2 separate regions of the Mus musculus genome follow, and region 2 is linked to region 1. A link is a loop called in an ENCODE intact Hi-C map of the cell type or tissue named here. Cell type or tissue: left cerebral cortex. All regions are shown on one strand. Each heading gives the region's core, and the rest is flanking DNA. Links, peaks and the distances in the headings are about the cores only.

The links. A loop is a pair of places that touch in the nucleus more often than their neighbours do. Peaks named below come from ENCODE experiments on the same cell type or tissue, not always from the same donor. Only the 100,000 strongest peaks of a DNase experiment are listed, where the experiment ranks them.
Region 2: a loop joins it to region 1, with 2.6 times the contacts of the local background. A loop is called at or near these places in 3 of 42 quality-filtered maps.

What each region holds. Positions count from the first base shown.
Region 1 is chr11:96,313,779-96,329,932 of GRCm38, forward strand. It overlaps Hoxb4 (homeobox B4), which reads left to right and starts at 4,489. Exons shown (of 2, transcript NM_010459.7): 1 at 4,489-5,445; 2 at 6,252-7,860. The coding sequence starts at 4,992. The coding sequence ends at 6,550. Hoxb3 (homeobox B3) reads left to right here and starts at 9,348. Exons shown (of 4, transcript NM_001079869.1): 1 at 9,348-9,667. It overlaps Mir10a (microRNA 10a), which reads left to right and starts at 3,387; the gene lies at 3,387-3,496. In left cerebral cortex, for the core only: no CTCF peak of the experiment used is centred there; no DNase peak of the experiment used is centred there.
Region 2 is chr11:96,195,928-96,212,081 of GRCm38, forward strand. Gm30134 (a long non-coding RNA gene) reads right to left here and starts at 7,699. Exons shown (of 3, transcript XR_001780305.1): 1 at 7,615-7,699; 2 at 3,389-5,113; 3 at 3,208-3,222. It overlaps Gm11538 (predicted gene 11538), which reads left to right and starts at 7,527. Exons shown (of 2, transcript NR_108029.1): 1 at 7,527-7,773; 2 at 7,856-9,553. It overlaps Hoxb13 (homeobox B13), which reads left to right. Exons shown (of 2, transcript NM_008267.4): 2 at 46-683. The coding sequence ends at 302. In left cerebral cortex, for the core only: no CTCF peak of the experiment used is centred there; no DNase peak of the experiment used is centred there.

The DNA of each region.
Region 1 (16,154 bases), core at 5,678-10,677:
GCTTAACTCAACCAGTCCGCTGGGGGCCAGAGAAAGGGAAAGCTATTATAGACATTGACATTGCACCAGATTTTAAAACCTTGGTCTTGGGGGGTGGGGACAGAGTGGCTGAATGAGTGAGAACTAAGGATGAGGAGTATTTTGGTTTTAGGGACAACTACAGCCTCTGAAAGCCAGGTCCTCAAGCTTCCAGCCTCAGCCTCCAGCAGTGCAATCCAGCCTATCTCCCAGGGCTCTGCTGTGGATTAATTGCTCCATCCAGAGAGGTGGGAAAGTCTGGAACTCTGGGGCCTCCAAGTTTTAGAAGTGTCCCTGTAGCTGACATTTGGGGCGACAGAGTGGACGAAGAAGTCTCAGTTGACTCAAGCCCTGCAGAGTGCAAGCATTTAGGGCGACATCAGAGAAGGAAACCGTTGACTGAGGCCTGCTTTCTAGGGTTTAGATGCCCAGTGACACACTCTCTGCCCTTCAGGTGCCAGTGCCAGCATAGTTGTTTAGTGTTCGGGCCTCCGAAGGATTCCCTCCACGGGGTCACACGGTCTTGCTCTCAGCGCTGGGCACGGGAGCTGGCAAAAATATTGGAATGATGGAAAAATCAAAGCAAAGGCGGGTCAGCTTGAATCGCATTGGAATGGAGACTTTTGGGGGTTGGGGGTTGGGTGGGGGAACAGAGAAAAGTAGAACTGGAGAGGGTAAACTGAATCAAATCCTGCTCTGTCGTTTTTCTCCCAAGTAATGACCTGCGCAAAATTCAATATGACCGAGCGAACTGCGTGAGCATATTATACTAACTGCCTGCTCGTGGGGGAGGCCCGGAGAGGGGTGAACCGCAGGTCACGGCGTCTAAAAATTATTAAAATGTTCGAGAACCTCGTGACGCGCCTGCTGTTTAACAAAGACTGCCAAAGTATGAGATTAATACGAAAACTTGCTCTTCAAAAACAAAAACACACCAAAAAAAAAAAAAAAAAAGTCCTTTTCCGGCCTCCGAGGGGGCATGTGGTTCCACTGCCCGCAGCCGCGGTTCGGTTTTCCGGATACACAATAGTGGACAGGAGCGAGCTCCGCTGTTGCTCAGCGGGCCACGGCCGGTCGGCTTGGAGCAGGCGGGGAGCGGCTGGGTGAGTACTCTTGCCGGCTCAGGCCCTTGCTATGCTCAACGCGCTTGGGGTGCCCGGACCCGCTAGAGACTGACCTCCGGTTGGCCCTCGGGTTCCTGTTCCTCTCTGTTTCCCTTCCAACTCGTCCATAAAAGGTGGATGATTTTTCTGTGCCGCCGGGGGTAGGCCTGTGATGGCGGAGAAGGGCTGGGCTGGGCAGCGAGGGGTCACACTAGCAACCTGTGGCTGCCAGGAGAAGGCAGCCAAGTGGCCTCTAAAGGATCCGGAGCACTAGAGATAGGGCAGAGAGCGTGCCCAAGCCCCTGGCTCTGCGTGTTTTCATTGTTATGGTTATTGTTGTTGGTATTCTAGACATAGAGAGGTGAGGCTGCGTGTAGCTGCAATGAAACCTGTCCTGGAGTTGCAGATAAATCCTGTCTTCCGCCCCTGGCGTCTACACAGGGAGGGAGTGTGGATGGGGGTTGCAGCTGCGCCTTGGTGGGAGGGCAGGTGGTGGCTCTCCTATTCGCAAAAGCGAAAATCTCAGTGCTCCGGCCCTAGGTTCAACCATACCCAGCTTTGCATCTCTCTATCCCTATTCCTCTCCCTTGGAGCTCAGGAAACCTGGGCCACATCCCTTGTTAAAGCATAGATCAGCAAAATGTAGACTAGCTGCTCTCTGAAACAGAGTTAGACCAGTATTCAAGAGCAGGACAGGAGATATGGGATAGGGGAGGGGCCTGGACATTGGAGTGGGTCGTGGTACTTCTAAATACCTTTTGAGAGGACTGTTCTTGCTTGATGCTTGGGTCAAAGCAGCACACTTTGTCTATGGGTGACTAAATTGAACCCCGTCTTTGATGAAGATCAAAACTACAATGTATTTTCTCTGACTCTCTCTCCAGTTAAGTATGAGTCTGGCCTATAGGAGGGCATTGGGGTTAGAAAACAAACCCAGAGGACAACATTGCCATGCCTAGATCTATGAGGTTTAACAATAACAGCAGCAGCAGCAACAACAACAACAACAACAACAACAAAGACTGAGGTCTCTGGACCCAGTTGCCTGCAGGTGGGAGCTCTCCTGCCCATTTGCAAGGGTTCCTGGTGTGTGCATGCGTGGGTTTGGCTTGTTTGTGTATGTTCATGAAATTGACTGTGTTGTAATTTACTCAGTAAGGGCAGAAGTATCCCCCAAGCCTAGGGTGTTATAGCGGTGGTGATAGTGAGAAAGACTCTGCTGGACACACTTGCCCTCACCTGGTCACAGCTCTCCCAGTTTAAACTCCAGATCCTCAATTTCTCATTTTTTCAGTTTAGAAAAGTCAAATGTTAGTGGGAGCTTCAGGAAGTTCACCCAAAAACTCCAGAATCCCATTTTGGCCACACAGCCAGCAACCCAAGCAGGTGGATGGGCCCAGTTAGTGAGCCTCTAGACAGAGGATCCTTGCCTGGGGATAAGGTGTGGGTAGGGGGGGTCCTCCTCACACCTCTAGGGGGGTGTCCCCTTATTCCAGCCTCCAGGAGGTATGGGGGGGATATGTGAGGTTGGGAGGGGCCTGCACATCATCTGGCTGCAACTTTTATGGTTCCTCATTGCCCTTCATTCGGAAATGAACTGCCTTTGATCTTCTTCTCAGGTTGTAAACGGAATTGCCCGTCATTAAATATGGGGGGGGGGGCCATCTGTTTGGTCTCCCAGCATTTTTCCTCACAGCTGTTTTTCTCTCTCTTTTTAGCATTCACTTTTTCCAAAAGGACTTTTATTACACCCCCTTCACACCCAGACACCTCTCCCTCCTCCCTTTGCTTTGGAAAATATCTATATATGTGTTTGATCACAAACTAAAGGCTGTGGGGGCAAGGGAGGAACCTATTTGGGGTTTTGTATTTTTTCTTAAAAAAAAAAAAGTCATGGGGGGAGGGGAGGGGCCGAGGGCACCCAGAAAGGCCTGATTCTGACTTCGAGGCAGCCTCGGGATGACCCTTCCTTCTTTTGTGCTTAGCTAATGTTTACATCTAATAATTCATGCGCCACCGAAAGTCGCGCGGCAGCCACGAGGTTCGAGTCCCTTTGCACAACAGCTGCCTTTTTAAAAAATCTTATTTTATTTTTTGAATAGAAAGTTGAAACCCCTTGTAATCCCAAGAACGGACCCACAGTGACTTTTCTGCTCCCAGATCTCAAAATTAAAACAAAACGAAATAAAAATGAAAACATTCAGATCACACCCAAAAGAAGAACGCACGGAAAGTAAGAGAACTGGAAATTTCCTGGGCCAAGAAGACCTGTCTGTCTTCTGTATATACCCTGTAGATCCGAATTTGTGTAAGGAATTTTGTGGTCACAAATTCGTATCTAGGGGAATATGTAGTTGACATAAACACTCCGCTCATATTCTTTCCCAGAAGAAAAATAGATTATTTTCTAAATGAGGACAATCCAGTGACTGCCTTCAAGAAGACTCCTTTTCTTTTCCTCCCTCAACCAATGAGGGAGAAATCTCATCTACCTGAGGTGTCCCCATGCACACCCCTGGAAGCTTGGGTCCTTGTTCACTCAAGAGATTAATGTTACTGGTGTTTTAAAATTTATCTTTAAGCCCCAACCTACCTATTCTTATTCTGGGTCCAGGGGGCTTTATTGGAAATCATGAGGAGGAAAAAAAGATTGCTGAAGGCTGCAGTGTGCAAAGGCAAAGGAAATTTGCTTTTTAAAAGGATGCGAAGATTGCTGTTTCGTTGAATTCAAGACAAGATGCCCTGAAAACATAAGGTTGCCATGGGTGTTCTTGTGCGTGTGATGTTGGTGGGGGCGTCACAGCTAGGGCTCCTTTACTTAGTATTCAAGGTTGTGAAATTTCTTTCTGCCACACTGACAGAGGCGGCGGCTTTAGCGGCAATTAGAACTCTTGGTTAGCATTGCTTCGACGAATCTGGAATTAGCAAATTACTATTCAATTGGTTTTAGGAACTTGCGGGTTTGGTTTGGTTTCATTGTATCTTCTGTCTTTAGTGGAGGGAGTCCAGCCGTTCCTCTGACCTTGGGCCTTGTGGGTTAAAGGGAGGGAGTGTTGAGGAGGACAGACTGACGGACACAGCCGATGCTCATAGTGCAGCTAAATGCGATTTGGAAGGCGAAGTCTCCCCGAATTAGTGCGTGAATTTCCTATCGATCTGCTCGCGGTTCCATTCATCTCTGACAAGTCCCTCTGCGCACCCGCCTTCTAGCTCCCGACGCCTCCTCACTCACCTCCTACCCCTCCCCATCTGGCTGCACTGAGAAGCCCCAAGCTCAGCGCCCCTATGACCTAGTGGGTACCCATTTCAAGAAGGCGCTCCCTGGTCGGCCAACCACTTAAAACCCCACACAGACACCTAGTGCGTGAGCTCCCTCTTATCCTGGGGAGGAGATGGGGCCCTATGGGAGTCAGAGAAAGGTTGGTGGAGATTAGGTAGGGCAGGGGTGGGGGCTACACCCGCAGCCCCAACTTCTGAGGGATGCAGGGTTTGTGCTCTGCCCAGCCCCCTCACCCCCAAACAGGCCCTCCAATTAACCTGCTCACTCTTTCTTAGTTCATCACCCCTCTCTGTTGTGGAGAAAGCCAGGCGAGGAGGGGGTCTCCCCGCGGGAGCCCTATGTAAATCCTGGTGTTGGGTGGGTGGGGAGGGGTAGAGAAGGGGAAATAAACCTCTTTGGCTGGAGTAGGGTCCGGGTGAGCAGATTTCCTTATCCGGGAATCGCAGGCCGGGTGGCCATTGGCTCGGAGGATCACGTGGGCCTCTAACTTTGTTCACTTGACAGTAAGTAGGAGGGCTTTCGGAAACAGGAAAACGAGTCAGGGGTCGGAATAAATTTTAGTATATTTTGTGGGCAATTCCCAGAAATTAATGGCTATGAGTTCCTTTTTGATCAACTCAAACTATGTCGACCCCAAGTTCCCTCCGTGCGAGGAGTATTCACAGAGCGATTACCTACCCAGCGACCACTCGCCCGGGTACTACGCCGGCGGCCAGAGGCGAGAGAGCGGCTTCCAGCCGGAGGCGGCCTTTGGGCGCCGGGCGCCGTGCACTGTGCAGCGCTACGCGGCCTGCCGAGACCCCGGGCCCCCGCCACCTCCGCCGCCCCCGCCGCCCCCGCCACCGCCCGGGCTGTCCCCTCGGGCTCCAGTGCAGCCAACAGCCGGGGCCCTCCTCCCGGAGCCCGGGCAGCGCAGCGAGGCGGTCAGCAGCAGCCCCCCGCCGCCTCCCTGCGCCCAGAACCCCCTGCATCCCAGCCCGTCCCACTCCGCGTGCAAAGAGCCCGTCGTCTACCCCTGGATGCGCAAAGTTCACGTGAGCACGGGTGAGTGCGTGGGCACCCCTTCCCCTCCCACCCCCGGCGCTTTACAGTGAAGGGACCTCCGAGGCATGTGGGGGAGGGAGCGAGGGGAAGCCAATTGTCCCCGCTATAAACTCGCCATTGCCAGAGATTTACGGTCTCCTGTTTTCAGAGCCACATAATTACATCGCCCATAAATTTTTATGGCCTAGTGGGCCCTGCGCCTTTGAAGTCATCCTCTTCTTCATTCTCCCAGCGACTTTTTCGCCAGGGATTCGCAGTCCCAGTAAAGTTGGAAGTTGGGGAGGGGTGTGGGAGGAGGGGAGGAGAAGGAAGAGGAGGAGGTAATCCCTATTTAAGCACAGAGTTGAATCAACTTCCTGGATTTCTTTTTTTTTTTTTTTTCCCCTTTCTTCCAATCTGGTACCTTGGCTGGAGAAGTAGGCAAAAGTTTTTACTAAGGGGAAGGCGCTGCTTGGAATCTGAGCAGTGAGGGTGGGAACTAAGCCGGGGAAAGGTCTAGGGCAACACCCCCTCCCACTACCCCACGCCATTGGGGTCCTCAAGCCAAAGAGTGAGATGAAAATCTTTCCAAGATTCCTCACAGTGCCCCTCCCCCAGGCAACAAGGACAACAGTACAGCCCTCCAAAAGTTTGAGTTTTTTTTTTTTTTTTCTTTCACGGGTCTTCCTTTTTCGACCCCCTCCCTCCAAGATGAGGTAGTGGGAGCAGGAGGCTCGGTGTTAGCTGGAAGGAAGAAAGGGTTTCCCTCCTCCCTTTCGGGGGCAATAAAACTTTCTCTTTCTCCCTCTCTCTCTGTGTGTGTCCAGTAAACCCCAATTACGCCGGCGGGGAGCCCAAGCGCTCTCGGACCGCCTACACTCGCCAGCAGGTCCTGGAGTTGGAGAAGGAGTTTCACTACAATCGCTACCTGACGCGCCGCCGGAGGGTGGAGATCGCCCACGCGCTCTGCCTGTCCGAGCGCCAGATCAAGATCTGGTTCCAGAATCGGCGCATGAAGTGGAAAAAAGACCACAAGTTGCCCAACACCAAGATCCGCTCGGGTGGCACCGCGGGCGCAGCCGGAGGCCCCCCTGGCCGGCCCAACGGAGGCCCCCCTGCGCTCTAGTGCCCCCCAAGCAGGAGTTCGAACATGGGGGGGTGGGGGGAACAGCGAGCACCGAAGGGGGTGCGGGGTATGGGAGGGTCCCCGGGCTTGAGCCCAGAAAAAATCTATCTACCCTACCCTCACTTTATCTATAAGGAATAAACACAGAGAAGGGGGGTAGGGAAGCCTTATTTATAGAAAGGACAATAAGGGAGCCGGGTAAAGTCCTTCGGAGACAAGATTCGAGTCTCTTGCTTTCTTCCTTTAAAAAAAAAAAAGAAAGAAAGAAAGAAGGAAAGAAAGAGAGAGAGAGAAAAGAAAAAGAAGAAAGGAAGGAAGCAAGAAAAGGAGGAAGAAAGGAAAAGACAGAAGAGAAATGGAGGAGTCTGCTGCGCCTGGTTTTCAGCTTTGGTGAAGATGGATCCAGGCTTCATCTTTAATCACGCCAGGCCCGGGCCCATCTGTCTTGTTTACTCTGCCGAGGAGAAGACGGGCGAGCGAGCTTCGGTGGCGACCATTACCTCGACACTTGGCTAACAAATGAGGCCAGGCTCGGCCGCTGCCGCCGCCTCTGCTGCTGTCGCTGCTGGATCACAGCCTGGATTTTTCTTTCTTTGTCCCCTACTCCTGACACCCAGCGAATGCACCCTCAGACTGCCAGATAGCACAGTGTTTTGGCCACGGTAACAAACACACACACATATAACTTTCCTCCCTGTCTGTACCCACTTTGGGGTGGGGGTGGGTGGGAAGACTGCTCACTCCCTTCCACCATAGACTTAGAAGGGGGAACAGAAGGGAATTGAAGGGCAGTCTGCACAACGTGGGTTCCCAAATCCGAGCCCAAGAAATAAATGAAAATGAAAAAAGAAAGGTAGCAATTGGGACACCCAAGAAGGCCTTCTGCTAGAAGGTCCAGCTAGGCCTGGCAGGGTGAGGGGCAGTTGAGTTCTGGGAGCTGGGAATGTCTTCTGGGCAGTTCACAGTAGTAGAGTCAAGGCCTTCTCTTAGGTTACAAATGAATGTGAAATTAGGAAATAAAATACTGTGGCCCTCCTACTCTGGAAGGACAATGTTGCAGAACCCTCTCCCGTTGTTATCATTGTTGCATCGTTTATTATTATTATTATTATTATTATTATTATTATTATTATTATTATTATTATTTTATGTCATGTGTGTCCTCTCTCCTGTTCTCTTTCTGACATTCCAAAACCAGGCCCCTTCCTACCTCTGGGGCTGCCTGAGCCTAGAACCTTTTGTTGGTGTGAAAATTTGTGTCCTGTACAGAGTGACAACAGAAATAAATGTTTGGTTTCTTGTGACCATCACATCGTGGTTTTGTTGGAATGTTGAAGTTAAGGGTGTGAGCAAGTGCGCCCCCCCCCAGTGTGTATGCCAAGCATCCTAGAGGGTATGGCCTCACAATTAAGTTCTCTCTCTCTCTCTCTCTCTCTCTCTCTCTCTCTCTCTCTCTCTCTCTCTCCTTTTAAAACTCCATTAGGAATTTCTTTCTCAGAAGCTTCTGAGTTGTGGAAGCTGGGTTTGTTTTCCCTTTGGGGTGCATGTGTTTTGTTTTAGACTTAAAAAAATTCCCCCATTCAGTCCAAAAATGAATCACAAGGATTGGGAGGGCTGATTCCAGTCCCCAAGGCGTGTGTGTGTGTGTGTGTGTGTGTGTGTGTGTGTAAGTGTGTGTGTGTTTCATTGTAGGACACCAGAGGCTTAAGTAGGGCAAAGTCTTTCATATGGGGATTTATTTGTCATAAGCAAATAAAATGCAGTTAAGCTGTCTCCTTCTAGACAGACGGCTCTTTGGTTATTAAAGTTCGAGAAAGGACTCCACGAGGCCAGCCTCCTTCCTCCCCGCAATGAGAAGGTATCACTTTCCTCTGAGGTGTTTAAGGCTTTAATGAGTCTAATTTTTTGCACAGATGTTTCTGGGTGTTTGCAGGGTTTCTGAGTATTTTTATATTACAAAGGAACTAGCCGGTGCCATAGCTCAAACTCTGACAAGCAAATAGATAATCAAGAAGACAAATGGGCTCTTTTGTGAAGCCCTGCTCCTGTATTAATTTTCATTTTCTTTCTCATAGAAAGTATCGAAAGTAAGGCTGGGGACCAAATAGCTGTCTGTCTCTGAGGTCCCAATAACCCCCTAGAATGGAATGGGGGGGGGGAGTGCAGGTGATCCTCAGAGACCTAGGCCAGGTCTGGGTCACTTTTGTGTACCACAGCCAAGAAGTTCTAAGGCCTGAAGTTCTAAACCTGGCTTCTGTGAGCCTGTCATGGCCCAGGATGCAGCTACGTTGCCTCCAGGAAACTCCACAGTTAAAAGTCATTTCAGTTTTTGTTGTTGTTGTTATTGTTCCATTTCTTTCCAGAAAATAAAGAGCCAACCTCTTGCACATGTTTGATTGTTGTTTATTTTACGTTTCTCTGGTTAGCCTGTAAGGTTAGCAGGAATCTGAGTAGGCCAGAGAACCCATCGGGCCAGTATCCCCAGCGCAGTAGAAATGCCCCTTAGAATGAAACCAGAAGACCAGTTTTTAAAGAGAAAGGAAAGAAGGATGGGAGAGTTGCCTGTAGCCCTGGAGGAGGATGAGAGGGTTAGCTTTGTCTTGGTTGTGGTGTAATGTTCTAGCTAAGGAGATAAGACAACCCTTAGTTGAGGGAAAAATAGTTCTTAAAAACCATAAGGCCTCCCCCCCAGGAATGTCTCTAAAGAATCAAGTCAAAGCTGCTCCTTGGAAGGTATGAATAGAATCTTTAAAAAGAAGGAGAAGAAGAAGAGGAGGAGGAGGCCGAGGACGGACCGAAGATTTCTATAGAGCTTAAAGTTCACAGCCATTCTGTGTAGACAAGAGCTAAGAAAAATGTGAGAATTATACAGAAAACCATTAATCACTTCTTTTCTTTAAATACGTATCCTCTCTCCTTTGTCATTATTCAACAGCAAATCTCCGCAGACCGGCTGTTGGGGGAAAAAAGTGTTAGCCGTCTCTCCGGATCGGCAAGGGGGAAAAATTTTGGAGCCATAAAGTTGAAAACTTTTTTCTCTCAGTTTTGGAAGAAGCCTTCCTTTCGTCATGAACGGGACCAGAGGAGCTCAGGCGAGAGCGGGCAAGAGGCTCAGAGGTAACAAAGCCCTGGCTTGGGCTGGCTTTTTCATTTTTTATTTTTTAATCATTTTATGGGCTCTTTTCACAAGTAAAAGAAAAAGAAAACCTCTCACCTCCTCTTTCTTTTTCAACTATCTTTGTGGGGTTTTATTTTATGGAGGATGCTTGGGCAGGTTTGCTACCTTTTATGATGACTGATGTTTGGGGAGAAAAGGAGAGACGTGGAGACAGAGGAGAGAGAGGCCTGGACACCTGGAGAGTGTTTGAACTGGTCAGGACGGAGGTGTCAGGGCTCCTGAAAAACACCAGAGAGGCTGTTTGTGAGGCTGTTCAGAAGTGTTTCTCTGGTTTTGAAAAATGCAGACAGGGAGAGCTTCTGTGTGTGTGTGTGTGTGTGTGTGTGTGTGTGTGTGTGTGTGTGTGCCTGTGTCCTGGGACTCCTGATTGTCTACACTGTTTACCAGTGAGATGTTGTCATTGAAGTCTCCTTTAAAAAAAAAAAAAGGAATCCAGTTCTTGACGGAGTCTCCTATCCTTGGAACTGATAGAAGTGGAATTGGTTGGGTTTTCTTCTTGTATCTAGTTTGGGATTCTAGATAAATCTTTACTCATTGAAAAAGAAACTGCTCAGGACCAGGTGCAGCAGAAATTCTCTTTTGTTCTACCCCCCACCCAATCCCATGCACCCCACACTCCAGGCCTCCTGGAGTCTCCCGTGTTCAGTTTCTTTTCTTTTTGCTTCTGGGTTGGGGGCTCTGTTCTTCCTCTGGGGGCCTTACTTCTCAGGCTGGGGAATTGGTGGACTCTGCATTAGACCTGAATGTGCTGTCCCCTTTTCCCTGAGGCCTCACTGAGAGAGAGTTTGGAGGCGGGAGGATGGCAGGAGGAAGAGTTCATGGAGAGGCCACGTTTTCTAGGCGATTAGCTTGGTATTAGAACCACAAAATGACCTCGGAAGCCCCTTGACCTCTCTGAGACTGGACATTGTGCTAGCTCTTGCTTCCTGCCCCAGAGGGAAAGTCACACCTCTTCAGGGTTCCTAGCTTCTTTATTCCCACTGTGGTCCCCAAATGCTTTGCTAGCTCAGAATTTATGTATCATTTTTCTATTGTTGTGGATTGGGAAGAAAGGTAGAGTTTTGTTTGTTTTGTTTTGTCTTTTTAAGTTAGCCCAGAAGTCCTGTGGGTAGGGAGTACTGGTGCTGATCTGTCTATATAAAGCTCCTTCCCTAGGTTTGGCTTCAGCCCCAGCCCCATCCCAACTCCATTTGCTTCTCTCTCTCTCTCTCTCTCTCTCTCTCTCTCTCTCTCTCTCTCTCTTTCTCTCTCTCCCTCTCTGTCTCTCCCTCTCTCTCTCTCTCTCCCCACCCCTCTGCCTCCTTTAAAGCGAGCTGAGGGAAGGAGAACTAAAGAATACAATACTGAGAGGTCAGACAGTCACCAGTCACAGATCAGAGGAATAAATTCCTGAGCTGGAGAGAAAGGCTTTCCACCATGGACACTATCTTGGAGATATTTCTTCATATTCTCTCCCCCCCCCCTCAACTATTTTCTGAAGTTCCTTTGTTTAGGGAGCTGTTTTTATAAACACCTTTATCTCCCGTACCCCAATCTTCCTTTTCTAAGTTCTTGTGTACCTCAATAAGCAGTAGAGTAAGAGAGCTGAAAGGAGGACCTCTCGCACGTTGCTCTGCGCGCGTTTTCCCTGCTAACCAAAGTTGGTAGAAACTTTTCAAGTCAAGAGATAAGTGGAAGACTTGCTAAAGGGGGGAAGCTGGAGTGAAGACCCCTTTTCTGTGACTGGCGCTCTATCTTCTGCATTCAATATCCTCAGTAGCAGCACACGTGGAAGGAAGGAGAGGGAAGGGAGGAGAAGCCTTTTCTTTCTAGTTGGGAAGAGGAACTGCTCTCCTTAAGAAAGGAAGAGGCTGTGCTTTGCTGGAGTGCGTGTGAGGCCTTCCTTGCTCACACTGTATAAATCTTTTCTGTAATTTGGGGAGTCTTGTCTCAGACAAGAAATAACAGGAGCCATTGGCTTTTTCTTTGTCCCCGGGTGGCATAAATGGAGGGACTGGGGTGGGGTGGGGGGTTCAGGAAGGGGTGGTCAGAGAGGCAAACTGGGACACTTTGATATTGTTGATAATGGCCAACTACTGCCCGTAAAGATACATAACGAACGGGCCGATTGTCCATCGCGGGGACCCTCTCTAGGTCCAAGTGACAAAGACCTAGTCACGTAGAACTTTTATAAGCTGTTTTGTGCGGTTAAAAAATCCCTGAGAATTAGGGGTTCACCAAAAGGAAGAAGGGTGACAATAGAAGGGAAAAGCTGGGGTCCCCCCAAACGTGTTCTTTCGCCTAGTCTCACCGCGGCGGAAGATCCTCCCCCCCTTTTCTCATTTCCAGACCTGAACCATTTTGGAGCTGGCGGCTGCCTGGGCTCTCCTTCCACATCTCTCGTGGCCACCCCCGAGTGAGGTCTTCCAATCTTTTGACCTCTCCCCCAGTTCCCTGGGCCCTTTGCACTCCCTCTCTTCTGTTGCTTGCCCGCCACCCTGGGCCGGAGGCTGCTTAGTCCCACTAGGGTCCTGGAGTCAGCCTGGTGGGTCTCCCTGGGAAGTGGTGAGACTACGGAGCGGTTTTGATTGGAAAACTGAGTTGGGAAGTTTCCCAGCGTGAGTTGAGCGCTGACGGATTTGTGATCGGCCATAAAACTGGAGCGTTCGGATTCGTAAATCAATCTCGCTTTCCTCAGTCTAAATGTTCGCTTTATCCGCAGCAAGAAAGCGCTCAGTTCGCGCTCAGGCGCTTGTTTATTTGAACATGGACATTTCCCAGGATCCGAAAAGAGTGTGCGTACTTTAGCAGAACCTGCCTGGCCTCTCCTTTCTGTAGCAGGGCTCTCCTTTTTCTTGTCCTTAAAAAATAATTTCATCGTTTTAAGGATTGCTATCTTCAGTTTTAAAGATTGCCATTTCTTCGTGATCTCTCTCTCTCTCTCTCTCTCTCTCTCTCTCTCCCCTTTCCTCTTCTCTCCTCTCCCTGCCCCTCCCCCCTTTCCCTCCATTTACCCCCACCTTGTTCGTCTTTGAAGGACAATTTTCCTTTTAATGGATTTGTAGCTAGGGACCTTGTAGACTGTGGCCTCGCAGGAGCCTGGAGCAGGCCTTCATCCTCATCAGGCTGAATTCAATACTAGTCTGTGTTCTGGATCTGGACAATCAAAGCTGACCACCCCCCCCCCCTACAGAGTCTGGGCCCCGCCGGCGCCCCCTCCCCGTGGGGCAGGGGCAGGCTTCCAGCACTTTCCGCAGGGGTCCTGCTGCCTCGAAACCTCCGAGGCACACGTAGGGAGGCTGTTTCTTTGGGGTGTGGTACAAGAAGAGGTCCTTAACCTTCATTGAGTCGCTTTTGGTTCAGACCCTTCTAAACAAACCAGAGGAGGCCCTTCTCCTCATTCCCCGGCTCCCCTACCCTATTGGCTTTATTCTTCTCCATTACACGGATGCCCTGTCGGCCTGGTCGCAGCTACCCCAGAGCTGCTGAGGTAGATAAGACTGGGAATGTGCAACGCGGGGCTTCTTAGGAATGCCTTTCTACTTCCCTTTGTATCCTCCCTCCCATCCCCCTGCCCCAGCTATGGACTAAGATTCATACTTATAACTTGTGGAGTTTGGGGTTTGTTTAGCTATGTTTATTCTTGAAAGGAAAGAGTCCGTATACCCCTCCCCCTCAGTCCACCTCCCGGCTTAGGGCATGGATTTCTCCTATCCTAATGTTTAACACTTTTGACACGTATCACCCCCATCTTTTCCTCATTGATCAGTCTCCATTGTCTGCTGATTGGAAGCTTAGGACACTAACACCTGGAAATATAGACCGCAGGCTGCCAGGCAGGCTTCAAGGCTTCTCTATCCGTTCTTGTCAGCTCTTGTTTCACCACTTCAGGTACCGTCATTGGTGGTTTTCAAAGACTGGGATGGGATGGGCATAGGTAGAGTCCCGCTATCCACTTCTTTTGTATGGAATCTTTGGTCCCTAGGTCTTTGTCTCTGGAGCTTATTATCAAATCAGTAGCAGCATTTGGCTCCTTAGGAGAGTAACAATGCTAAGGGGAAAAGTCCCCCTCCTGATTATTCTCAATCCTGGGAGATCCAGTCATCCCTTCACTATGTTTGCCCCTGACCTTTCAAAGGCACAACACAAAAGATCAGAAAGTGAATTAAAGCAGGAAGAAGTCCCACTCTTGATATGTACAAGGTAGCAAGGACTTGCATGGAGTCTTCCTTTCCCTGTCTGCTTCCCTTAGATACACTGTTGATGAGTTTGAAGGGAGTGGGGTCCTGCTAAAATAAATACCCTGTAGTGTGGGACAGACTGGAGTTGGAACTGGCATTTCAATTCTAAAGGATACAAATAGGAAGAGAGAAAACCAGGGGCTTGCAGAAGGGCTCAATGCCCACCCCACCCCCACCCTGTCGCCCCTGCAGACGTTTCTGCACCTCTAGGAACTAGGCAGAAGCAGGAGGCGAAGGGAGAGAGGAGAGGTGGGCTGTGGGTAAGTGTGCGCCTGTGGGGGTAGGGAGCTATAAGCAGAGTACGTATAGATGTGCCTGTGGGAGAGAGACCTTGCTACTATTCCATTGGTGCATTTGGGGGGGGACCTATTTTACAGGAAAATTTCTCCTCCTGAAGGGGAAGGTCATAGTGGTCCTTTGAGCCTGAAATCGAAAGACCCCCTTCCCCCTCCTGGTCACGTGATTCATTAAATAATTAATGCCTAGGTTGCAGAATAGATATGTATTCGTCAGGAAAATCGCAGGCTCGGTCTCCCTGTTTCTGACGTCCAATTCAACTGTCCTTTGAAAAACAAGCCTGTACCCTGAGAAAAAAGAGAGAGGGAGAGAGAGAGAGAGAGAGAGAAAGAGAGAGAGAGAGAGAGAAAGAAAGGGAGGCATCAGTAAAAGATCCCCACAGCTGGAACCACACCGCGGGCTGGGGTACTGTAAGTAGAAGGGATTTCTCACTACCTACCGCGCCTTATATGTCCATGTAAATTTATTGTTTGTTATTAATGTTATTGTCGTAAAATGTGACAAATAGCCATCTTCATTTCCTGCCATTTCTCTTCACAGGGTGCTCTGTGTTCATACCCATTGAGGCATTGCATAGAGATTTTAGGAATATTTCTCTCTCTCTCTCTCTCTCTCTCTCTCTCTCTCTCTCTCTCTCTCTCTCTCTCTCTCTCTCTCCTCCAACCTTTTTCTTGATTTATAGCAATATGGGTGTCAGCTTCTCAGCCGGCATGCCAACCATTGTGTGTGTGTGTGTGCATGTGCACGCGAGCGTCCGCATGTGTTTGTGAGTGAGTTGTGTTGTTTATGGCCATGTCTTCGATAAATCATTTCTCACAGAAAATGATGTAGAAGCTGGGCTGGTTCTGTGGCCGAGGAGAGAGAGACGCTTTGGGAGGCACTTCCCCCTCTCTGCTCTGCTCCCAGGAGTTGGGTTATTTCAGACAATTTACAGTAATACATCAGCAGCTAATATGAAAGCTCTATAGCTGGAGGTCCTAAATTACAGCATCTGTGATTATCAATTAAGATGAGATTTGTATAACTTTGGTAAACTAGAAGTGCCTCGTTGGCATATAAACCCAGTCAAAGATCATGACCTAATAGAAAAATGATATTTGCAAGCTCCATAGAGCCAACATTCCAGCGGCAAGTAATGCTGTGTTCTGCGGCAGTTCCTCCTAGGAGTTTGGCATTTCCACCTCCAGCCCTGGGTGAACAAACCCAATTCTGAAGGCAAAAGGTGGGGTGTGTGTGAAAGAAAAAAAAAAGGGTGGAAGCATTGGAAGAAATTACAGGACTTTAAGGCACTGATTTTTGTAGTCAGTGGAGACCCAACAGAAATGTTATGCAACTGATAAGGGGACAGGGGGAATCTATTAGAGCAGTAAAGCTGCACTTAAAGGTTTGGTGGGTATTGAGGGTGGAGAAGGAGCTACCTAACTTGGGGGAGACAATGGAGGCTGGAAAAAGGGTGAAGGGCAGGGAGAGAAGCTGGAAGCCCTGGCTCCCCACCCTCTAGGCTACAAAACAAGGAAATGAATTCACACCCCAGGAGCCTTCCTTCGACCTATTGAAACAAAGAAAGTTTCTTGGGCAGTGAGAGTCAGTCTCTGTCTCTCCCTGTCTGTCTCTCTCCCTCTCTCCCCCTGTCTCTCTTTTTCTCACTTTCTTTCTCGTGTGTGTGTGTGTGTGTGTGTGTGTGTGTGTGTGTGTGTGTGTGTGTGCGCGCGCGCGCGCGTGCGTGCGTGTGTGTGTGTGTGTGTGTGTGTGTGTGTGTGTGTGTGTTTGGGGGCTAAAGTGGGAGAGGCTCTCTTAAATCATTCTAGAAAAGAAATGTTTTAGGAGCCAAGTGGCCCTGGAAAGTTGAAGAGTGTTCTAGAATGTTGGATGTATTTCTTTGCCTTATCTTCAGCCAAAGACTGAGCAG
Region 2 (16,154 bases), core at 4,465-9,464, 120 kb before region 1:
GGGGACTAAGATGCCTTTTCTTCCCTCTCTTTTTCCACCACACAGAGCCCAGTGTCCAGCACCCTCCTCCCGACGGCTGTGCCTTCCGCCGAGGCCGCAAAAAACGCATTCCCTATAGCAAGGGGCAGTTGCGGGAGTTGGAGCGGGAGTATGCAGCCAACAAGTTTATCACTAAGGACAAGAGGCGCAAGATCTCGGCAGCCACCAGCCTCTCTGAACGCCAGATTACCATCTGGTTTCAGAACCGCCGGGTCAAGGAGAAGAAGGTTCTTGCCAAGGTCAAGACCAGCACTACCCCGTGAGCACCAGAGGGGATGGGCAGGGGAAGAGGGCTTGTCCTGGAGAACTGGGAGCCTGCCAGGGCCAGGACTGGCAGAGGACTCGGCTGAGGGACCCCAAGAGATGACACCTTTAGCAGGCTTCTGAGTTCTGGACTGTTCCTCGGGGCTATCCTGCATGTGCCGGGAGCGGGAGGCTCCTCCATCACGGTTCTGAAGAACCTGTATCAGTCATAATCATTCATCTGGACCGTGGTGATAATCTCATAACCAGTACTAGTTGTCATGATAATTAGCCTCATATTTTCTATCTAGAGCTCTGTTGAGCACTTAGAAATCGCTTTCATGAGTTGAGCTGATTGTGAATAAATTCGGAAGACGATCTTGTAGGACAGTTTCCTCTCAGATTCCTTTCCATGTACACTCAGTGTGCCCCCCTTCTAGTGGTGGAGGGGAGAGAGAATGGGGTGGGGGGACAAAGGTAGATTCATCCTTCTAAGGTGCCCATACCCACTTGGCATTTTTCTGAGATGATACCAGGGCAGGATAGACCAGTTAGAGAGTGCTTCTCCCTCCTCCCTGCCCACCTTCTCCTGTGGTCTCCTTCCTCCTGGACAACCTCCTAGGCTATACACAATGGGAAGCCCCCATCCCAAATGCTGAGATATTATAGTGAAGTGAAACCAGTGCCCTGATTGGGTCAGAACCCACCAGGAAGTGAATACCAAGGAAGGACTTACAGACTTGGCAAGACAGTTACTTGGGCACTTTCTTAAACTCTGCTTCTCTTGGCAAATGATCGATTTGGCCTATCCCGGTTGTTCTGACCCAGTTGGATTAGGGTTTGTTGGGCATTTAGGAGCCACGTGCAGTAGTCACATGTGGCCTTGTCAGGACTCCTTCCAGGCCCAGTGGTTACAGAAGAGGGCACCCTATCCTTGGGCTTTTGAAAACATAACCAGAGTTTGGGGAACCAAAAAAATGGCCCCTTTATTCCCCACTATTTTTCTTGGTCACCTTTCTTTAACACTGAAGGAACCTCTCTCCTCGAGGCCTGGGAGAAGAGGATGCCATTTTTATTGCTATTAACTGTATTTTTTATGTAAATGGCAGCAACTGGAAAAACTGAAGAGACCCAGGATTAGCCTGGAGGGGTTCCTGGCACCCAAAGCCAAAGTGGCCTCGACTTCTTTCCCCTTCTACTGTCTGGGTCCCCGAATAAAAGGCACCCAGTGGCACCAACCTTTCCCTCTTCTTCCTCACAAGCCAGAATATAATACAAAAATCCTGGAAAATGCAGGGGAGAATGGCTATTGCAGAAGTGGCAGCAGGAGATAGACTTGAGGGTCTCATTCCCTGACTGTACTTGGACCCACTGTGGGGTAGAACTATAGGACCCTGCTCAGCAGAGCCAGCAAGGTTACATCAGTCCAAGGTTACCTGGACTGTCTGGTGGGTCTCTGCCATGCGATGGAGCACCATGCCTGAAGTCCAGAGATGCCTCAGGGACTGAAGTGGCTGCCTTGAGTTGAGTAGCCATTTAGTGGTAGGTAGTGGCCAATGTATTGGTGAGTTTTTCCTTGCTAAAAAGGGTTTATGGTTTTCCAAGAAACCAAGGATAAGCACTGCAGCCAAGGGTTCTAGTGCATCAGTGGTGGGGTGGGATCCCAGCTCTGGCTTCTCTCCCAGTCAAGAATGAGCAGGGGGGGGGAGGGGGCGGGAGAAGCTACATATATTCTTCTAGATATGTTTACCAAAAAGGAGCCAGGAATTAGGTGTGGTGATACAGGCCTCTAAGTTCAGTCTTGGGATACTGAGGTAGGAAAATTGCAGCAAGTTTAAGTTGAGGCCAGAGGGGCTACACCATGAAGTTCAGGCCAATCTGAACTATGGATGAAACCATGTCTTGTTATTATTATTAATTTATAAAAGCCAAGTCTGGGGAAAAGGAAGGAGAGGGACATCACCTCCACTTCCTGGGACACAGGATGTGTGTGCCCCTCAGAGACCCAGACAGATCCTGACAGAGATCCGATGAGCTTGGAAATTTCTATCATCCCGCCCCCCCACACACCCGTGGTCCAGCCTAAGCCCCCAAGGCCCCAGGGTCCTGAACCCTGCTTGGGAGATCAATCTCTGCTTCCCGCGTTCCTCATTCCAAGCCACTTTGGGGTAGCTTTTGAAAGGAGAGGTTCTTACTCTTTGGTCCCTAGCATCCCAGACCTGAGGTTTGTGTGAGGCCTCAGCATAGACAGGAATGTGGGGAGCCTGTGAGGTAAGTGAGTAGGTGCACTGTGAAGTGTGCTCCCCACTTAGGCAAGAAGCCACAAGATGCACTGTGCCATCTCAATGAACAGAGGGCCCAAGTAGAGAGAGGCCTGGGCAGGTGAAAGTTCTGGACACCCAGGCTCTACATTTACCAGTCTACTCTAAAGGGCTTAAAATTCTATGGTTCCTCTACTTTTCGTTGGTACTAATTTCAGAACAGACAAAAAGATTTGGGGGGTCTTAGAGATTTATTCTGCCACCAACATTTTGAACTATTAAGAAGACAAGCGCTCCCCCTTCCGGTAGACATTTGCCATTTCAGGAAACCAGCCCGCCGCCCAAGGCTTGCATCCATTACTTCCACCCCCCCACCCCCCCCACCCCCCCCCCAGCTTCGAGCTTGCTGCAGCCTGGGACCTCCTGGCCTTCAGGTTCCGAGGGTTCTGGGAATATGAAAGCTCCAGGACTCGAAGGCGCCAGGAATTCCAGCAGATGTATCAGTCTAGCCTCGGATAAGCCCCGGAGGAGGGCAGGAAGGGCTGGAGATCAAGGCCTCAGGTGCCCGCTGCCTTCTATCCATCTCTTGGTTCCACCGGGATAATAAATTAATCTTCCTACGCAGAACCACGCACGGCGGGTTTTCTACTTTTTATTTCCTTTCTTATTTGTATGGAACCTAAACGAAGCAAGTTTTTTTTTTTTTTAATTTCATTTTAAGCAATTTTAGGGAACTCTTTTTCCCAATCGCATTTTGCGAAGCCACCACCGACCCAACCACCTCGACACTGCTCACTTCTTTATGTGTAAAATACAACAAAATGCCCGTGACTACCCTGACTCACCTGCTGCGATTTTCTTTTCAGTAAGAGATACCTGAAGATCTTCCTTCCTTCCTTTCTTTCTTAAAACAACCGAGAAAAATCTGTGACAACTTCAGACAATACTATCAAAGGATAAACAATTCCTGGGACACGCATCTATTCCGGAAAATAATTGGGGAATACCTTTTTCATTAATAAGGTATAATTTTACTCTGAGCCGTTCTGTATACCCTCCCCTTCCCTCCGACCCATTTCAGTTCCTCCAGCTCAGAGTAACGAAACTGGATTCCAATGTACCATTTTAAAAAACAAAAAACAAAAAAAACAAAAAACAAAGACACCCTTTGTAGGGTGTCTACACCCTAGTGCCAATATCACTCTTAACGACTAAGCAGGTGGACTGTATTAGGCCTCTAGAGGTCCAATGAGTGGATTGTGGCAAGTGTGTGGACAGGGCTTCCGGAAGCTCTTTTGAATCTAGGTCCCAGCCACAGCAAAGCGAAGGGTGACCCCCAGGCTTTCAAGTTCCGGCCTTTTACTAATGCAGGCAAACACTTCCGGGGGTTGGGGAGGTAGGAGAACGCTGGTAGGTTTGCAGCGTAATGAAAATGTGTTTTACCTCTCCTGAGCATTCTATTACTGGGGATTGCTTAAAGACAGCTCTAGCATGCAGGCTCCTCCTCCAGCTCGGAAGGGTTGCCGGTTCCCCTCCCCCCAACACAGAGAGGGTTCCCAGCTTCCCCCACCCCACCCCCATTCAAGTTTCTAAGCGCTGCACTTTAATTAGGTTTCTTTCGGGGAAACCGCGCCCCATCCCTACCCCAGTCCCATCTAATAGAAACCCCAGAGTACAATCTCGAATTAAATAAATGAACTCGTTACCGTCGACTGCCATAAAGCGCCCAGGCGGCTGTGGTGGAAAAGACGAAGGGAAGAGGTTTCAGTGGTTTTTGAAAGGCATTTATACCACAAGCTCACCCACCTGAACACTCTCTGTCGGGGCAGACGTAGGGGAAACTCAGGAGCCGCCCACCTCCTCCTGCCCAAGCGCGGGGCACCGTCCCTCCTCCCGGCTCTGGTTGGGGCTGGAAGAGAGATTCAAAACATCCAATGGGGGAACAGATGCCAGCCTGCCTTCCTTTCACGACTACTAGTTGTGGGGGGTGGGGGAAGGGCACGGAGTGGTCCGAGACTGTGAAAGAAAGAATGCCACCATTACCCTTAGCCTCCCCTAATTGCCCCCTGAAACAGGAGAGGCAGCAAAGGAATGCAGTAGCCCCCAGAATTATGGGAAGAGGAAAGCAACGACTGTGGGCACCCAGTCTGTGGGGGTCAGGGACTTTGCCATTGAACTTGAAGATCCAGGCTGGTGGTCTCCCCTCCCCCTCCCCCACTCTACTAAATGCTAAATTCTTTATGGGGAGAGAGGGGGAATATGGGGCGGGGTAGAAGGGTAAAACGCACATCTCTGGCCTTTGAGAAAGCTGGGGCTGGTGGTTGCATTTACTACTACCCAGAGACCTTATGGGAGCCGCTGCTCCAAATATCCCCTACCCTAGGAGCAGAGTAGATTCTTCAGCCTTCTCTCTAGCCTCAGAAATGGTGGGCCAGGGATTCTGCCTCACCCCAGAGTTAGGTTCTTGGGTTCCTCTTCTAGCTGTGGGAATCTCAAGAGCAGGCTGAAATCTTTGGGCAGATGTTTGAAGAATTCAGGGTCTAGAAGCAACTGGGTCCCCATCTCCACCTCTGCAGACCAATCAAGAGTGTTATTTATCCTATCCTCTTTGTTTGGTTTACTGCTTGCAAGAGTTTCTCTTTTAAACTGTAAACTAACATACAGTTTTCTGTAACCGAGCGTTTCTTATGTATCAACTTGGGATCTGCCTCTAGAAGCCCTTGAAGGAATGTCGCTCAAGCACTGAGGGACACTGGAAGTCTCTGCAATAAGAGGAAAGGCCTCAAAGGTTCTCTCAGAGGCAACTGTCAGGGGCATCTTGATGGCCTTTGAAGGGATGTCGTTCGGGTCAAAAATGACAAAGAAAATGCTTCGAAGTATGCGGGACATTTTTGGTTTGGGCTAGGGAGAGGCTTGCTGGTACCCTGGGTACCTTGGGCATGTGGCTTTAAGTTTGTCTTTGACCAGATGGAATCTTGGCAAGAAAAAAAATAATAAATATTGTTAATGTTCTCATTTTTATTTAAAACGTTTTGTACCTGTGTTGAAAGCTAGACAAGATCCAACAAGGATAATGATTTACTAGCAGACAGGAAATTAACACAATGCCAGGGCAGAGTGTCGCAGCTCCCCTCAGGGCCTCTGGCTCCCTTCCTCTCCTCAATGCCTTCTCAGAAGTTCCTGTGGTAGCTTCCGAGGAGACACTGGAAGGGGTCCCAACACAGCAGTGTTGAACCCTTTCTGTACAGGAGCATCATGAAGCATCATGGGATAGGTCACCTCCTGAGAGTACTAACTTGCTAACTTGAAGTTTGGGTGGGTAAGTTCAGCTGCAGACATTTAGCAAATACCCAATTTCCCCCAAACTGGCACCTTTTCTAGTGTCCCTCAGGGCTATTGTCCCCCACCCTGAACTCATTACTTAGTAAAGAAATGGAGACAATAGTGCCACTCACTTTATTTGTGTCAAAATGGTAGAATCTTGGTCCCAAAAGGGGACTTCTCTTAATTTCTGAGTTCCAGGTCTTTACCAGAAGACAGACCAGGAAGCCAGTCTTTCCCACCCTCTAACAAACTTCTTCCTAGGCAGTGACAAACACCTGCTTCCTTCTGGAACTCTCTATTTAGATCACAGAGGGCAGGTGCTTTACAAACACTCTAGCCCTTGCCTCACTGGGGACTGGGTAGATTTGTCTGAGTGTGAAAACAGGGTAAATAAAACGCATGTGATCCCAGCACTCGGGAGGCAGAGGCAGGCGGATTTCTGAGTTCGAGGCCAGCCTGGTCTACAAAATGAGTTCCAGGACAGCCAGGGCTACACAGAGAAACCCTGTCTCGGAAAAACCAAAAAAAAAAAAAAACAAAAAAAAAAACAAAAAAAAAAACGCATGTGATCATTTAGTTCAACTCAGTTTTCACTTCAAGCACCTCGTGCATGCCAGTTTCCACTGGAGGTGGAAGGCAGAAGAGACCTGGGGGGACACAATGCCTGCCCCTAATTTTGATTAGATTCCCTGTCAGCTCTTAGGTCTTACTGCCTCACTGCTCCCCTCCCCGCGCTGAGGACTCCATTTTATGTTTTCTGTCCTGTGAGGTAGAGGGACATATTTACCAACTATTACAGTCAGGACAAATGGAGAAACAGGAGGGAGGCACACAGGCTGCCACCTGGAGAGGTTTCTCCCGTAGAAGCCCTGTTCCAGGAGGAACTGGAAAGATGTTCAGAATATCGAAAACTGAAGAAAATACGCGCGGAAAACACAGGAGAGGAAGTAGGAAACTATAGGACCCAGCGAGAGACTTGCGTGAACTTCCCTCTCTGGATGGAGGTAGGGAGGAGGGGTGTATCTCACAGGGGCCTGGAAAACAGGGCAGAACCTGACACTGTGGCCCTTCCAGACTCTGACCACCGCTCCTCCACTCAGGCAGGCACCACACACACACACACACACACACACACACACACACACCCAACTCCCTGTCAGAGACAAGCGCCAGCCTTTGTTTGGTTCAATGGGTGAAGTTCGCTCCCCCTCCCCCTCCAAGCAAGGTTTTGTCATTGAACTTGAGTCAGGTTGTAAACGTTCCTTTAGCCCTTCGGGAGTGTGAGAAGTGGGTGGAGGGGAAAGGGGCAGAGGGGGCTCTGGAAGGACCTGGAGCGCCAGAGACCTGGCCTTTCTAAATCAGGCGTTACTTTATTAAAGGTCCTTGTCTTCTGGGAGAACGAACAGGGTCGGAGTGTAAAAAACAAAAACAAAACCAAAACAAAACAAAAAACAAAAAAACCCAAAACCCGTCGTTGAGGCCTTAGAGCAAATGAGGCCGATGCCTTAGGCTCCGCGTGACTAGCGTTTTCGTTCTCGCGCACTCTCCATTCCCCGGAGTTTACCTTGGGTTAAGCAGTCAGCCCCCTAGTATCTTTTCTCGCCATCAAGATAAACACGTGCATAAATAACAAAGGATTAACAGCTCCAGCTAGCGCTCAATCAGAGGCGGGTCACCCTGCTGCTCGGTCCTCACTACCCTTGTTGCAGCCCGGAAGGTCCCCCTGCCCGCAGAGCGACCACCAAACCTCGCATGTGCTCGATCTTTGTCTCAGGACGAGGGTGCAGAAGCTCGGGCAACGGGGCGTCTCCCGTCTCCCGCAGAGGAACCTCGGCCACTGCAGCCGGGGAACCCGGGCGAAGTGCGTCTTTCCCAGAGATCTGCTGAGAGCCGAGGCCCGTGACTGGTGAGAGGGCCGTAGAAGCGGGTACTGAAAACAACCACTGAACTGTGGTTGTTTTGTTTGGTTGTGATCATTTTTGTTTTAGGAATTCCCGATCCTGGAAGCCTGAGGAGAGCGGATGTCCACGGCGGGATGTGGGAGTGTTTGCTGGCTGTAGAATGCCGGGTAGAAGGTGGCCCCGGGCGAGCTGCGGTCAGGGAGAGCCCGGCTAGCCTGGGGGCCTGAGGTGAGAAGAATGGGATTCTGCCCGGGTGGGATCCGGCCCAGGAGTCTCTTCCAGGAGCACCTCCACAAACCCCGGGAGGAAGGTTAAGGAGACTCCAGATCTGGTCAACTCCTGCAAAGTTTCCGGCCCTTCCATTTATGGCCGGAGAAAATTGCCAGGAGGCAGATTCACAGTGGCAAAAGGGAAGTGGCCGAGTGAATTATCAGGATAATGTCATGGATGCTCTGTCTCCCAGTTCCTACCGAAGACTGTTTGGAATAAAGAACTGGGTATTTTCATCTTCTGCCCTCCAGGCCCAGGAAAGAATTCAGCCATTCCCTCTCCCTTTGTCTTGACCTTGGGAGTTGGGGAGGTGGGGAGACTCTCGGGTCAAGTTCACTTTTCGTCCTTTATCTTTTCGAAGAAATTAGGGCAGTAGTTTGATTCCAAGAGGGGGTAGCTCCTAATTGTGACATTGTGTTGGAGGAGGGGGAAGCGTTCAAGAAAGCTTTTTAATTTCAATTTGTTGCTCCGTTCTCAACCACCGGCGTCGCGTGCTGTGAAGGAGACACAATTTGAGGAGAAACAAAGTGGTTCAATTGGGGGAAAAACATTTAAAAGTGTCTTAAACTAGGCACTCGCCTGGTTCTGTGTTTGTTGGGTGCTGCATTTTGATCAAAGTTAAGCGTTTACAGTATTGGGCACAAATATTTCTGCGGAAACTGACTTAGAGGGAAAAGGGGACCAAAATGCTTCCCCTGAAGGTTCGGATTACACACAATGAAGTAAATTCCACAACGTTCTTAATGGGGGAGAGTCAAAATACAGAAATAAAAATAAAGACATATTCTCTAGTTCCCATCCACCCACCATCACACAAATAGAAAACCGGGATTGGAAAATTCTTACAAAACATCCCCGCGTTCCTTCTGTCTGCCAGTGATTTAAATTTGGAGCCTCTATTACTAGCTAGTTTTTGATCTCCAGTGCCTGGGTTCTGACTCTCAGTGCTGTGCATCCAAGCTTGCTTTAAAACGTGCCTTTCTTGGGCCATAAGCGGCATCCCAGCATCCCAGGTGATTGCAGTTTCTAATTAGTACTTTTAAAATTTGTGATATTAAGAAAAGAGTTGTCAGGTTTTAAGGAATCCATTTCTCTAGTGGTCATTTAGGTCCAGCCTGTTCTCCAAAACTGCCTTTTCTTCCTCTTGATTGACAGAGCAACATATTCGTACAGTCAAGTATTTTCTGATATTTGACTTTACTTCTACAAAGTACTTCCAATACATAACAATACTTTCCAAAGTATTAAAATACTACAAAGAAAACAAAGTCCATACCATAAGCTGCCATCTCACAAGCTGCCATCCCATAAACTTCCATCGCAGAACCCGCCATCAAAGTTTTCAAAGGTTTAATCTCTGATGTGTTTTGTTGCTTGTTCTTTATTCTGTGTACAAGTGTATTTCAAAATCGATTTTTTTAAATAATTGTGTGTATGTGTATGTTGAGTTTTAAATTCAGTTTTAAATTAGGAACGTTTCCCAGTGTCACTAAACATGTTTCAAAATCCTGGCTCTAATAATTTTGCAATACTTAATTCTCTAGAGGTGCCAGCAAAAAAAAAAAAAAAAAAAATCTCTAGGGGATCTAACTCAGAGATAGAGTGCTCCCTAGCACGCTCAAGGCCCTTAGTTTTATTCCCCCCAAAATACAACTTAAAGTTCAGTTGTTGGGCATTTGGGTTGTTTCCTTTTTTTTTTTTTTTCTTCTGTTTGAGATCTTTCCACTCTGCTGGCCTGGCGCTTTCTATGTTGACCAGTTCCCACCCGGATCTTAGAATTTTACAATTAATTCATAAAAAAAAAAGTGTTCTCTTAGTACATTTGGTGGGAAGATGCGAGTTGCATCCCACTGGAACAGAATGCTTTGAACTTATTAGGTTACAAAGTTTCAGCTCGGACCAGGAGACCGCAAACGGAAGCTTTCTCAAACGTTCCATGAAGATGCTCCACGATTTGATCACAGTGGCAGGTATGTGTCCTGGAGACAAAATTTCATTAAGTAGGGCATCGGGGGAGTTTGTCTTTTTGCTTCTCATGTTTTAAAACGCTGTTCTTTTCAATGAGCCCCGAAAGCCTAGGTCTGTTTACATAGGAAGAGGGCTATGCCGGAAGTTGGAGGAGGAAGTGAATAAGGGGTGGAGATCATCCGAACAGAGATGGCTCACCCCTTGCTAGGGTGTTATCTGTGCTTTGTAGAGACCAAAATATTTACCAGAAGTAAATATTTGACAGTTAGTGTAGAGACGGGAAAGGAGAGGGAGAGGGAGGGGAGGCAAAGGGAAGGAGAGAGAGAGGGAGGGAGAGAGAGAGAGAGAGAGACAGAGAGACAGAGAGACAGAGCAGAGAGAGACATACAGAGAGAGACAGAGAGAAGAGAGGCTTTCCCTTCTCACCCCAATGCTAACCCTTGTCAAGTAGAGAAGCTCCCCAGCCCCACTCCAATGAAATACAGGGCCTCATGCAGTTGAACCTAGCCCCCAAATAAATCCCCCTGCTTCAGCCTCCTGAGTTCTGGACCCACCTGGACTTTGCTTGTGAAGGTTGCAGCCTTGTGTCTTTGAGGGCCCTAGCAAGTGGAGGAAGCTAAAAAGCAGGATAGAATAAAGATGAACTGTAATATTTACAGACAGCTGACTGCTGCCATGTAAAGTAAAAGTGGTGGTTTTATCTAATAAACAAATACACAATGAACTACTGAATCTGAGCTCCGGTGCAGGCTGGAGAGTTAGCCCAGCAGAAGACAACTTGCCTAGCATGCTTGAGACCCTTGGCTCACTCTTCAGCGAGAGGGAAGGGATACAGCTGGCCCACTTTGTGTGTGCTTTGTGCTATCCCAGGGATGATGACGACCCAGAGCAAGCAGCCTGGGGCAGAGCTTGAAGCCTGAGCCTACTACTTTGTTGGCAAGTGAGATTAGAGATGCCTTGTGGCAGGCAGGACACAGGCTTTAATTCTTGTGGTGCTAAGGGGGAAAAATGTTTCCCATGTGGCACAGGTAAGTGGCTATTAAAGTCACTTCACATATGGAGGGGTGATAATTTAAAGTTGCTATCTCATTCCATTTTCCTTAAGGGTCAAGAGAAAGGTGTTTAGATTTTATAAGAAAGGATATCAGAAATGGCTTTCCATATTCAAAAGAAAAAAAGATGGAGCTGGTAGGGGCAGCTCGGCTGGGAGGGCGCTTGCTTGCCTAGCATGTATGAGGATCTAGGCTCGACCCCCAGTACTGCCATGTATCTCTAGCACACATGTGTGTGCACATTAATTTTACAGGTGTAGCCTCATGAATATTTATCTATGAGTGTGTATCCATATAAAAGCAGTTCAATACAAACTCCAGAACATTCTCTGGCCCCTAATCATGCTGCCTGCCCTTTCCATTATAATATTCCAGAGATAGCAGCAATTCTGATTCCTACTGACATTGGCTTGTCAGCCTGGTCTGTATACAGAGCAAGTTCCAGGACAACCCTAGCTACACAGAGAAACTCTTGTCTTGAAAACTCTTAAAATTACCATTAATGCACCCGTGTGTGTATATGTGCTTGTTAGCGCCTCACTGGCCCTTATGACCACCCTTGAGCATGTCTTTTGGTACCTAAATCGTCTCAATTACTGGAGAAAGTCTGCATTATACAGTAGCTATTATTTAAGCTCACTAGTTAGGTGGTTTTTGTAAAAATCAGGTCATCTATAAACCACTCTTGGTTTTCCAGGGATGTGAGCCTCCACAGGCCAGAGGAGCTGATAACATTGCCTTGGATTTCTGTGATGAGTTTATTTTGACTTCCCCATCCCCTGGATCTGCTGACAGCAGGACATCACAGTACTCAGCTGGGGTCCTTCCTCCAGTCTTTTTCTGCTGCCCCAGTCCTAGGCACAGTTGTCTTCTATGAAGCCTCAGTAAATTCTCCCAAGCTCCCCTAAAAGGCAAGTGTAACAGAGAGGTTGCTGACTGGGGTCAGAGGTCAGGGTCGGCAGGGACCAGGGGTCTAAGGGTTAGTGCCAGAAGATGAGATTTGTTGTCCCGAGTCCTGATTGGGAAGCTCAGTTGAGTGGTGGAGAATTTATTACCTTGTGGTCTTTTAACAAGAATCGATCTATATTCCCAGGCAAAAAATTTCCATTACTGGTGACAGGTGCCTGGAGCCAGCTTATTAAAAACCATCATTTCAACCCCGAAAGCAAATGTGCCTTGGTATATTTGGAACAGAATGCTAATTTTTCCAACTTCATAGCATCATCTGGGATTCTAGGACACAGAGCATTTTAATACTCAAGGGAAAAACAAAACAGGACAAAACCCAGGCCTATATCTTCAGCTACATCCTGGATCCAAGCAGCTTCAGAGACTGCGTTCATTCCCAGCCTCCCCACCCCTCCCCACACCTCCTAGCAGGTAGCATAGTTAGAAGATCTAATATGATGCCTCGGGCTGGCTCTGCAGACTGGCCTGAGACTGAGCCCTGTCCTTCTTTCAAGTTGGTGGGTTGATGTCATCTTAGGTGACCTCCGACTCACTTCATAGCCTCGGATGTCGGTGACCGTGTGCCTTTCCTGTTTGTACCTGTGAAGTCTGGGATATGGCAGGGTGCACAGTCCACTGGGTACCGGGACTCAAACTCAGGGCTTCATGCAAGCTTGGCAAGCATTCTACCGACTGAGTTACATCTCCTGCCTGGCCTTTATCTTTCTAAGGATCTCCAATGTTCCTGTGGACTTTCACATCTTTTATATTGTGTGGTACAGCGGGGTACATCAAGAAGAAAAGAATCTGCCATTTTACAGAGGCCAAAGAGCCGGAGGCAGTTCCTTCTTGCTGGAAGTGAGAGAACCTATACTCAGTCACTGGCTCTTGTTTCAAACTCTTTCCTGTGCAGCCCTGGGAATCATGCAGTGGATGAGGGACAGACTTGGAGAGACGGTGTGTGGAGATTTAGTAGGGATGAGAGCTTTCCCATCTCACAAGCTCTGTACCCTCTTCTGGTCTTCCAAGAGACCTTCTTGGCAAACCTACCCAAATTGTTAGTAAACTTCTTGTCTTTCAGGCTAAGTAAAAGAAACTTCAGGGAAATTGGCTGAGTAGTCTGGTCAAGAATTAACCTTATTGGGACCAGGGGTGTAGTTCAGAGGTAGAGCTGATGTCTTATAATGCGGTGGCATGATGCAGTGGGAGGGGGTGCCTTAGCGGGCCCATGTTGAGACATTCCCCCTGAGGTACCAGCCACAAGAAGGGTCTGGACAGGGATGTGGGACAGGGACAGACAGAAAGAGAAAGGAGGAGGCCAGCTGGGAACATTAGGGGTTGGGGAGGAGGCAAGGGAGAAGGAGAGAAAGAACGGGAGAGAGAGGGAAAAGGAGAGGGAGGAAGGGAGGGAGGGAAGGAGGGAGGGAGGGAGAGAAAGAGAGAAAAGAGAGAAAAGAGAAGAGAGAGAAACAGGCCAAACAGTCCTTTTATAGCAAGTCAGGCTCTTACCTGGCTGTTGCTAGGTAACTGTTGGGCGGAGCCTAGAAGAAATGCTAACAAGAGTGATTGCCTAGAATCCAGAAGATTGTGAATTTCATTCCCAACACTGCCAAAAGAAGAGAATGCAACACGTTTTCACCAGATTGTCAGTAGGTAGCTCTTGGTTTGGGTTAATCCTGGGCACTACCAGACAGATATAGGAAAAACAAGGTACAGAGTCTTACAATTCTTGGCACTGAACCTGAGAGTAAAACTTTGTAGTGAGACATTTAACAGGTATAACAGGAGGGTCAGGAGTTAAAGGGGTTTTGGCAGCCAGGTGTGGTGGCACACACCTTTAATCCCAGCACTGGGGGTGGCAGAGGCAGGAGGATCTCTGTGAGTTCAAAGCTAGCCTGGTACAGAGCAAGTATCAGGACAGCCAGAGCTACACAGAGAAACTCTATTTTTGGCGGGGAGGTAGTGGGGAGAGGTGCAGGGCTTGGCTCCAAGAGATGCTACATCAAAACAATGGCTCAGAGAGGGAGATCTGGCTCAGCCAGGAAAGTGCTAGCCTTGCAAGTGTTAAGACCTGAGTTTGATCCTTAGAAGTCACATAAGGAAGCCAGGCACAAGGTAACCTCAGCACAGAGGGGGTGGGGTGGTAGGGGATGATGGGGGGGTGAGGAGGGGTGGAGTTGGGGTGGGGATGGGGGGTGGGGGGCTTGAGGGGTGCGTGTGATTCCCTGGGGCTCACTGGCTGGCTAGTATAGACATGACAAATCATGCTGACACATACACACAAAATCTGAAGGAAACACATAGTGGTTAGGTAAGTGGTTGCTTAGACATAGTGTTGGGGATCTCCCTGAAAGATGACACGAAAAGGTCATTTCTAACAAAATGCTCCCCAAATTTTGTATTTTGGTTTCTGTTGGTTTGGGTTTTTGTTGTTGTTGTTGTTGTTGTTGTTTTGTTGTTTTTTTTTGTGCTTGTTTGTTTTTATTTGAGACAGGGTTTCCCTGTGTAGCCCTGACTGTCCTAGAACTCGCTCTGTAGACCAGGCTGGCTTTAAACTCAAGAGATCCACCTCTCTCTACCTCCGAAGTACTGGGATTGAAGGAGTGTGCCATTGTGGTTTCTGTCTTAATGAACAGCATACATTTGATATAGCTGCCACAGAAGGTGACTTTTCATAATGCTTTCGGCCTGTTTCATGGACTCAGGCAGTTTATTCAGTAAAATAAAACCAGTTTATAAAGTTTTTTTTTTAAATTTTTGACTTTTCAGTTTTGTTTTATGTGTGTTTTGCCTACTTACATGTTTGTGTACCATGTAACCATGGTGCCCACAGTGGACAAAAGAAGGCATCAAAGTCTCTGAAACTGGAGTTATGAATGGTTGTGAACCACCATGTGGGTGCTGGGAATCAAGCTGGCCCTCAGCAAGAGCAACAAGTGCCCTTAACCACTGAGCCATCTCTCCAGCACCTTGATTTTCTTTTTGTTTGGGGAGTGGTGCTGCGCATTGTACCAACCACCTACAAAAGCCAGGAAAGCACTCACTATTTAGTCCTACTATAGATTTATTTATTTAAGATTTATTTATTTTATATATGTGAGCACACTGTCACTCTCTTCAGACACACCAGAAGAGGGCATTACAGATGCTTCTGAGCCAACATGTGGGTGTTGGGAATTGAACTTAGGACCTCTGGAAGAGCAGCCAGAGCTTACTCTTAACTGCTGAGTCATCTCTCAGTCCCCTAGGCTTAGAGTTTTAAAACTCTAATATGGATTCTTAAATGCTTTAACCTCCCTTCTAGCCCACCACCAACCAGAAGTAGTAGAAAGGAAAGGTTAATAGGGCAAAGGGAAGATGTAGGCCTGTTTAGACATAGTTCTTTGGGGCAATTCCAATCTTTGTTGTCAGGATGATAGCAGCTTAGTTCTCACGAATCAGCAGCGGGTAGCTCCATCCACTTGCAAACACCATTCACAAATCAGCAGTGGAAGTTTGATCTAGAAGAAACTGCAAGGCTCTGCCAATCAGCCTGAGTCCACAGAAGGTGCCAGAATATCATGAGATTTTCTTTGGTGCACTTCTCTCTACGAAGTCACAACAAATGATGATCAGCGAAGAAGGCAAGGTGAACCAATGCCACAGCATCTTCAGAGAGGACCAGCATCAGTAAAGCCCAAACAAAACCAGCCAAGAGTGGCAAGGTGAACCAATACCACACAGCGTCATTCACTGTCTGTTGGGTTATACTTATACCCTTTCCAGACATCACGTGTTCTCTCAGGCATCTGCACTAGCAGAACATCACACGGCTCCTTTCCAAGCAGCTTCCACCACACGTCTGCTCTCAGCAAAACATCCTCCCACATGCCTGCAAGACAGTTTCCAGGAAAACATCACATGACACAAGTGAGTCTCCAAAGAAACCAAACAGTCCCACTTTACTCTGTAGGTTAAGGCTGGCTGGCACTAACTCTGTGGGCTCTGCTAGTCTTTAAAACAATCCTCCTGCCTCAGTTTCATGAGTATTGACACCCTAGGTGTTAGTCAGCTCAACCCTAAAAAAATATTTTGTCCTGGAGACTTGGGAGGTGTTGACCCTTCCCTGACCTTTCTCACTCCATCTAAACAGTCAAGCTTACTTCCTT